2 separate regions of the Homo sapiens genome follow, and region 1 is linked to region 2. A link is an interaction called in ENCODE POLR2A ChIA-PET data of the cell type or tissue named here. Cell type or tissue: PC-3. All regions are shown on one strand.

Region 1 (5,000 bases), 330 kb before region 2:
TGGTTTTGAACTCCTGACCTCAAGTGATCCACCCGCCTCAGCCTCCCAAAGTGCTGGGATTAGAGGCATGAGCCACCATGCCAGGCCTATTTATTTTGATGTAAAATTTAGCCAGTATGAGTTCACTATAGTAATCTCATCGACGGATCCCTAGCTCAGTAGGAAATTCCATTTGTCCATCTTTTACTGAGAGCCATTTTCGAGACAAAGATAGCTTCCAGTGCTAATATATGCTCATGGGATAATATCTCATCACAAAATCCCTTTCTTTCCTGAAACAAAAGTAGCTAGGTATGATTTCTTCTTGGTATAAAGTCCCTGGCTTCATATAAAGAGGCAAATAATTTAAAAGTCATTTAGATACTCAGAACTGTATTTGATCATCAACTTATATTTGGGAGAATCACCATAGAAATATCATAAAAAAGACAAGTTTATTTCCAGAACAAGGCTGTTAAGCCCACATTAACATAACATATTAACATAAATATTTAGTTTGAAAATAAAATCTTGGAAATGCTTTTAGAAACCAAATTGAGCAAAAATTCTACTAAGCCTTGAGTTTTACACATAAGCTAATGCAATAATTTTTCTTCTTGTCATGTAAACCTTGTCTTGACTCTCTCCAAATCCTAAGCTTAAGTTACCAGCCCACAGTTTTCACAAAACCCTAACAATTGTAGCCAAACTGATTACATTTATTGTACTTGTCTCCAGGCTACACTGGTCTGATCACCCCTTCTTCATTAGAGATGAATGGTTTTCCACTGAGAGTATCGTCTATTGCATGCTGTTCTGCACAGTTTCTCTGAAATAGTCAGAGCTTTACCATATTCTATTATCTGGAAACCCACCTCCAAAAACTTCAGTCATTCAGAATAAAATCATAAATCCGAAAGAAAGCTAAATGCTTCTCAAAGAAATATAACACTTGCAACTTGGAAATATAGGTCTGAGAGATGGTACTGAATTTGTACGTATCTAATTTTCTTTATGTGTAAATTGCAGATAAATAATAGCTCCTTTCCTAATTCATGGGGTATCATGAAGATTACAGTGAGCAAATGCATAAAAGACACTTAGAACATCGCTTGACACTGCTAAGTACTTTATGAGTGTTAACATTAATGATAATGCACATGATGATTAACAGATAAGAAAGCTGATTTTTACAGAGCTAGGAGATTTGCTCAGGGCCGACATCATACAGCTGAGCCATAAGTCAAATTCTGTACTCCCTTCCTCAGTGTTCCAAGCTGTGTGCATCACGTCTCACTGATGATTTCCAAGGAGAAGGCAGGATATGCGGAGTGGGGAACTATTTGACATAATATTCACACATCCTACTCAGTAGCAGAGCAGGCCAAAGGCATTTAGATGGTAAACTTAAAATTTTATTTGAGAAGTATAATTATCTAGTTATTTCTAACATGCTTTACTGTATATTATGTTTATAGAAGATAAGACAGTAGAAATAGTAGAGACTACTAGAAGCAGACAGCTCCCAGCCAAGTAGGGAGTTATAGATAATAATAAAGTATGAGGTAAAAGAATGGCAAGATTAAAAAGAGCTACAGTGTAGAGTTGCCTAATACAGGGGGGAATGTATGCATTAAGTCTCTCTGGATGTCTCAATAGTCTGGGAGAACATTGCCCTTCATTCTTTTCTACATGCAGCATTCTGTAATTCAATAATGATGACTCAGAGTCATTAGGGAAGAAATAAAGTATGTTCAGTACACTCTGCATAAGAAGACAAGAAAGTTATTATGCTTTTCAAATATTCCTCAGTGCTCATATATTACCTTTATTATCTGCAAAAACAAAAAAAGAACTCACACAAACAAAAAGTGGGGAAGCTGATAAGCATCTGTCTGCTGTTGTTTTATTTTAAACTGTGTCTCTGCTTTGCCCTAACTGTATAATTGAAACTAAAGGTAGTCACTCTCAGCCAGGCTCTCTCTCCCCCTCTTCTGGGTCAATATTTATCAAGATACAGTAAGAATATCAATAATCCACTGTCTATCTCACAGGGTTTGAAACTTATCTCCTTCCACAGATGAAGTGGATATATTGTCCCAGTTATGCCTGTATTTAGTCTGATACTCAGCAGATGCACTAGAGCAGCCCTGCTGAATAGAACTCTCTCAGATGATGAAAATGTTCTCCTGAGCAGTACAATATTGCAGCCAGTAGCCATATATGGCCATTGAGTATTTGAAAAGTGGCTAGTAAACCTAAGGAACTGAATTTAAATTATATTTTAACTAATTTAATTTTAAATAGCCACATATATCTGGTAGCTATCATATTGGACAATACAGCACTACAGACTCCCAGAAGCCTTGTTGATATTCTCCAAAATGATTGTCCACCTGCTACTTAATTACATTTTCTGCCACATGGTACTTTCTGTGACTGTGTCACCTATCCATTTAGAAACCTCAGAATCTACTATCCCTGAATCCCAATATGGCCAGACTAGATTTTCAGTTTATATATTAGATGCACATGTTGCTGGAAGACATTTGAAACACACAAAAAAACTTAGCAAAATATAACATAAAAAAATTGTTTTTGAGACAGGGTCTAGCTCTGTCACCCAGGCTGGAGTGCAGTGGCACGATCTTGGCTCACTGCAACCTCTGCCCGCTGGGACTATAGGCATGTACCACCACACCTGGCTAACTTTTGTATTTTTTTGTAGAGACAGGGTTTTGCCATGTTGGCCAGGCTGGTCTTGAACTCCTGGGCTCAGGCAATCAACCCACCTTGACCTCCCAAAGGCACCCAGGCATGACCCATAGTTCCTTGTCAAAATATAACGTATTTTTGAAATGTATTATTAATCAAATTTTAGAATTAAAAAAAAGAATCTCCAGGTGCTAGAAATGAAGAAGAAACTCAAAATCAGAGATAGGAACAGTTACTGGGTCTGCATTGCTCACTGGGAGAGTCAAATAACAGCAAAGTCTCAGGATACAAAATCAATGTGCAAAAATCACAAGCATTCTTATACACCAAAAACAGACAAACAGAGAGCCAAATCATGAGTGAACTCCCATTCACAATTGCTTCAAAGAGAATAAAATACCTAGGAATCCAACTTACAAGAGATGTGAAGGACCTTTTCAAGGAGAACTACAAACCACTGCTCAACAAAATAAAAGAAGACACAAACAAATGGAAGAACATTCCATGCTCATGGATAGGAAGAATCAATATTGTGAAAATGGCCATATTGCCCAAGGTAATTTATAGAGTCAATGCCAACCCCAACAAGCTACCAATGACTTTCTTCACAGAATTGGAGAAAACTACTTTAAAGTTCATATGGAACCAAAAAATGTCCCACATTGCCAAAACAATCCTAAGCCAAAAGAACAAAGCTGGAGGCATCACACTACCTGACTTCAAACTATACTGCAAGGCTATAGTAACCAAAACAGCATGGTATTGGTACCAAAACAGAGATACAGACCAATGGAACAGAACAGAGCCCTCAGAAATAATACCACACATCTACAACCATCTGATCTTTGACAAATCTGACAAAAACAAGAAATGGGGAAAGGAGTCCCTACTTAATAAATGGTGCTGGGAAAACTGGCTAGCCATATGTAGAAAGCTGAAACTGGATCCCTTCCTTACACCTTATACAAAAATTAATTCAAGATGGAATAAAGACTGAAATGTTAGACCTAAAACCATAAAAACCCTAGAAGAAAACCTAGGCAATAGCATTCAGGACATAGGCATGGGCAAAGACTTCATGTCTAAAATACCAAAAGCAATGTCAACAAAAGCCAAAATTAACAAATGGGATCTAATTAGACTAAAGAGCTTCTGCACAGCAAAAGAAACTACCACCAGAGTGAACAGGCAACCTACAGAGTGGGAGAAAATTTTTGCAATCTACTCATCTGACAAAGAGCTAATATCCAGAATCTACAAAGAACTCAAACAAATTTACAAGAAAAAAACAAACAACCCCATCAAAAAGTGGACGAAGGATATGAACAGACACTTCTCAAAAGAAGATATTTATGCAGCCAACAGACACATGAAAAAATGCTCATCATCACTGGCCATCAGAGAAATGCAAATCAAAACCACAATGAGATACAATCTCACACCAGTTAGAATGGTGATCATTAAAAAGTCAGGAAACAACAGGTGCTGGAGAGGCTGTGGAGAAATAGGAACACTTTTACACTGTTGGTGGGACTGTAAACTAGTTCAACCATTGTGGAAGACGGTGTGGCGATTCCTCAGCGATCTAGAACTAGAAATACTATTTGACCCAGCCATCCCATTACTGGGTATATACCCAAAGGATTATAAATCATGCTGCTATAAAGACACATGCACACGTTATGTTTATTGCAGCACTATTCACAGTAGCAAAGACTTAGAACCAACCCAAATGTCCATCAGTGATAGACTGGATTAAGAAAATGTGGCATATATACACCATGGAATACTATGCAGCCATAAAAAATGATGAGTTCATGTCCTTTGTAGGGACGTGGATGAAGCTAGAAACCATCATTCTCAGCAAACTATCACAGGGACAAAAAACCAAATACCACATGTTCTCACTCACAAGTGGGAATTGAACAATGAGAACACTTGGACACAGGAAGGGGAACATCACACACTGGGGCCTGTCATGGGGTGGGGAGAGTGGGGAAGGATAGAATTAGGAGATTAATACCTAATGTAAATGACTAGTTAATGGGTGCAGCACACCAACATGGCGCATGTATACATATGTAACAAGGCTGCATGTTGTGCACATGTACCCTAGAACTTAAAGTATAAAAAACCAAACAAACAAAAAATAAATAAAATGAAATAAACTCTATGATGCCGTAAAGCTAACAAGAAGTCCAGCAGTTCAACAATACCATATTGTAAGAAAGGAGATATTTAGTAACGTGATGGAATAATCCATTATTAAAAAGCATCACTTGACCAAAAAAAAAAAAAAAAAAAAA
Region 2 (5,000 bases):
AATTTATAAAGAACAGAGGTTTATTCTACTCATGGTTCTACAGGCTGTACAAGAAGCATGGAGGTGGCATCTGCTCAGCTTCTGGTGAGGGCCTCAACTGCATCCTCTCATGGTGGAAAGCAAAGGAGAGTCAGCATAAGCAGAGGTCACATGGCAAGAGAGGAGGCAAGAGAAGAAGCAAGAGAGAAAGTGGGGAGGTGTCAGGCTCTTTTTTAACAATCACCTTTTATGAGAACTGATAGAGTGAGAATTCACTTGACCCCAAAGGAAGACACTAATCTATTCAGGAAGATTTCACCCTCATGACCCATACACTTCCCACTAGGCCTCTGATCCCAACAATGCCACACTGGAGAATAAATTTTAGCATGAAATTTCGCAGGGGCAAACATCCAAACCACAGCAAGCTTCATGTAGCTCAGCTCTTTACCTCTTCCTATTTACTCAGGAAAGGGGGAATTATCTATTCCTGGTATAAGAAAGTTCTATTTTGAAGCCATTGCTACCTTGAGGAGCTTTCCCTTTCTTCATCTCTATTAGGAAAAATGAGGCAAGTGTTCTCTCTATTCTTGTTTTCCACAACAGATCGAGAGTCCTTCTGTCATCTTCCTTCAAGACTTCTCTCAGCAGAGTGTGGATGCCCCATCCCAATAGCTTACAATATCTATTTACTCATAGATTTTCTTCCCACTGTCTTCTCCCATCTTTTGGGGTTGCTTTTTATCTTGGGATGAGAGAAGAGAAGGGAGGAGGGGACAGAAGCAGAAAAATTTCACTTGAGTCATAAAATATCTGTGCCTTGAGTTTCTTTGTGGGCTACATTTTCCTAATAAGAAATAGGGGCTTTTGATCCTCAAAAGATTGTTTTCTGTTTCTGTGAGTACATTTTTTTTCTAGGAGTCAATGGATGCTGCATGATTTAGCTGCCTGCTATGGTTTGAATGTTCCCTTCAAAATTTGTATAGAAATTTAATTGCCATTGTAACAGTGTTGAGTGATGGGACCTTTACAAGGTGATTAGATTATGAGAGTTCCACCTTCATGTATAGATTAATGTCCTTATTATAGAAGTAGGTTAGTTATCATGGAAGTGGGCTCATAATAAAAAGATGATTATGGCCTGATTTCCTCTTTCTGTCTCATATGCTTGTTTCTGCTTTCTGCCCTTCCCCCATGTGATGGTCCTTGTCAGATGCTGGTATAATGCTCTTGGACTTCTCAGCCTCACGAACTGTGAGAGATAATTTCTTTGCTTTGTAAATTATCAAGTCTGTAGTATTCTGATACAGCAGCAGAAAACAAACTAAGATAGAAAATTGATATTGGGAGGTATTTGTTTCTATAACAAATATCTAAAAATGTGGAATGGCTTTGGAACTGGGTAATGGCTAGAAGCTGGAAGAATTTAGAGGAGCAGGCTAAAAAAAAAAAAAGCCAGATTGCTGTGAATGGAACATTAAGGGTGATTCTGATGAGGGCTCAGAAGAGAGCTGTATAAAAAATCTGAATCTTCTTAGAGATTGCTTAAATGATTGTGACCAGAATGTTAGTAGAAATATGAACAGAAAAGGTCATGCTGATGAAGTCTTAGACAGAAATGAGGAATAAGGTTTTGGAAACTAGAGTAAAGGTCATTCTTGTTATAAAGTGGCAAAGACCTTAGTAGAACTGCTTCAATGCCTGAGGGCTTTAAGGAATACAGAACTCAAGAGCAATGAATTAGGATATATGGCAGAAGTAATATCTAAGCAACAAAGCATTCAGGCTGATTTCTGGATACCTTCAACTGTATTCAGTGATATGGAGATAAAAGGAATGACTTAAAGGAAGAATTTATCATTAGAAGGGAAGTAGAATAAAAAGATTTGGAAAATTCACAGCCTGGCCACATAAGCAGTAAAAAGGTACATTAGGGAGAGAATACCAAGGGTGCAGCAAAGTGCCCCATTGCTAAAGATATTAATATGGATAGAAGACAGCCAGATCCTCTTCATCAGAACAATGAGAGAAATACCCTTAAAGGCATCTCAGAGGTCTTCAAGACTGCCCCTCCCATCGCAGCTCAGAGCACTAGAAAGGCACAATGATTTGGGGAGATAGGCCAGGGTACCCTACACAGGCTCACTTCCCAGTGCTGCCTTAAGTCTCTGTTCCCCACATTTCCACTCAGTGTCTTTTGGCTATGCCATCCATGGCTCAAGTGGACTCAGGTGTGGCTTGATCCACTGCTCTGGAAGGTATAAGTGATGAGCCTTGCCAGCATCTGTGTGGTGCTAATTCTGCAGGCATACAGAATGCAAGAGCTGTGGGGACATGGCTATCTCCATCTAGATTTCAAAGGATGTTAGGAATTGCCTGGGGGTCTGAGCAGAAACTTGCCACAGGGATGGAGCCACTGCAGAGAGCTACCACTAGGGCAGTGCCTGGTAGGGCCATGGAAGCTGGGCTACCCGTAAGAACCCAGAACTATAGAAGATACCAGCTTACAATGCTAGCCTGGAGAAGTTGCTGGCAGGGGACTCCAACCAATGAGAGGTGCTGGGTGGACTAAACCCAGCAAAGCCATAGGGGTAGGGCTGCCCGAGACCTTGGGGACCCAACCCTAGCCCCACTGTGCCCAGGATGTGAGAGATGAAGTAAAAAAGATTATTCTTCAGCTTTAATACCTAATGCTGTTTTTCCTGTTGGGTTTTAGACTTTCTTGGGAACAGTTACCCCTTTATTCTTATCTGTTTTTCCATTTTGGAATGAGAATGTCTTTCCTATACCTGTTCCACCATTGTGTTTGGAAGTAAATTACTTGTTTTAATTTCACAGGCTCACAGCTGGAGGAATTTGCCTCAAGATGAATTATGCCTTGAGTCTCATCCATATTTGAATTACATAAGAATATGGACTTTAGAGTTGATGCTTAAATTAATTAAGATTTTGGAGGCTATTGGTATAGATAAAAAGTATTCTGTAAATGAGAAGGCATAAATTTGAGGGAGTCAGGGGCATAATGCTATGGTTTAAATGTCTCCTCCAAAGTACATATTGAAATTTAATTGCCATTGTAACAGTGTTAGAGGTGGGACCTTTAATGATTAGATAATGAGGGATCTGCCTTTGTGAATATATTAATGCATTATTGTGGGAAATGGTTAATTATCATGGGAGTGGACTCTTGATAAAAGGATAAGTTCAGCCTGATTTCCTCTCCCTGTCTCATGTGCTGGCTTTTGCCATCTGCCCTTCTATCATGGGATGACTCTTGCCAAACGTCAGACCCCTACTCTTGGACTTCCCAGCCTCCAGAAGTGTGAGAAATAAATTTCTTTTCTTTATAAATTACCCAGTCTGTGGTATTCTGTTATAGTGGCAGAAACGTCCTCAGACATTGCCCTAATGTCAAAGGGTCGCAGGGTAACATAAAATATAGAAAATGACCAGTTAGCTAAACTTCAAAATATTATTTCACAACAACACTGAATTCTGCAACCCAATGGAAAGCCAGCTTTATGTTAATATGACAAGAGGGGAAAATACTAGGTTGGGTCATAGGAAATTGCTGATAGTTGACCATTTTTCACTAGAAGAGCAGAAGAAGATTTCAATACAGAAGTGTGGTTTCTAATGCACTTTTTCACATGATGTGGTCCAAGTAACTGTGCTTCAGAATTACATATGACAGGTGTAGTTGTGGGGGATAAGGAGAATAACAAGGTTACAAAATTGGCACTAATTTCAACCATTTTCCAAACTTTTTAACCAGTAACTCTAGAGGTGAGGTGCATCAATTTGATTTGATAACCAGCATATCAGATGATTAATTATTCAGCATATCAGATGATTGGTTATATATATCAGCCTATGCTTGTGTGTTTTCTATCTTTCAATGATGGTAATGAATAATCAATCTGAATCAGCAGCAAATGAGAAAATATATTTTATTCAGAAAGTCATCATTCTCTCTCATTAGCCTCAGCCACTGCGGGCTTATGACACTTTATCACATATGCTAACAAAAACTTAAACTATATTTTTACATCATTTTGTGATGAGTGATTTGTTTTACTTGCAAAGCGGGGGAAGTATTCCTCCTTAGTAAGGGATATTTACACTGAAGAAATACACAGTGGGATCAAGTAAAGAGAAACTCAAAGCTGTAATCACTGTTTGTATAAATAAATAGAAATGTGTCTACATTTAGCAAATAAAGGCAAAAAAATGGAAAATGTAAGTTGTAATTATGTAAAATAATACTAGGATTGGAATTCCTGTTCCTAAAGCTGAAATTATTTTATAGGGACAAAGAGAAAGATATACATAACTACTTATAAAAATATTTGAGTTTTTATTAAGTGTCATCTGATAAATTAGACTTTTACAAAGTGGGTATGCTAACCCAACTTTTTATATTAAAATTTTAATAATATAGAAACAAAGCTAATGAAAAATTTCATGCACTTAACTGCTAATTATGAGTTGTACATTGGGGAAAAAATTTACTTGAATTTAATTATAGGAAAGAAGAAAAACCAATACATTACTTGGAACAGCAAACCAAGGTGCTGTGTAAGCTAGCCATGTATCAGCAAACAAAATGCTGAAGAAACTGGAACTTACAATTAAAATAATGTTGGCAAAAGAAAATTGTCATTTTTTTCGTGGATTGGTTATTTAACCACTGACTTTAAAGTCTGTGGCCTCAAAAGAAAGAAGATGACTGAGTTTATGTGTACCGTTTCAAGAGTTTTTGTTTCAGCATGGTGAAATTCTGATTAAATTTAATCCATACGACTGGAACATTGAATTAACTATGTTTTTCCTCAAAAAGCTGAAAAAATGAAGGAGCACACAAAAAAATAGGCTTATGTCAAGATTTTATTTTACAAAATTCTACCAAAATTTCTAGAAGCACAGTTTGGTGTCAGTACCTATTCAATAGGAAAAGAATAAAACAAGCCTCAAAAACAATGTTTCCATTCCACTATTCTCTTTATTATATGATGCTTATA

The links. Peaks named below come from ENCODE experiments on the same cell type or tissue, not always from the same donor. Only the 100,000 strongest peaks of a DNase experiment are listed, where the experiment ranks them.
Region 1: POLR2A ChIA-PET joins it to region 2 with 5 read pairs; 2 of 35 experiments call an interaction of 5 or more read pairs at or near these places.

Annotation. Positions count from the first base shown.
Region 1 is chr4:124,949,920-124,954,919 of GRCh38, reverse strand. No RefSeq gene overlaps it. Among named protein-coding and RNA genes, the nearest start is that of ANKRD50, 240 kb to the right of the region's middle. In PC-3, no CTCF peak of the experiment used is centred here; no DNase peak of the experiment used is centred here; H3K27ac peaks cover 1,025 bases.
Region 2 is chr4:124,620,560-124,625,559 of GRCh38, reverse strand. No RefSeq gene overlaps it. Among named protein-coding and RNA genes, the nearest start is that of LINC02516, 65 kb to the right of the region's middle. In PC-3, no CTCF peak of the experiment used is centred here; no DNase peak of the experiment used is centred here.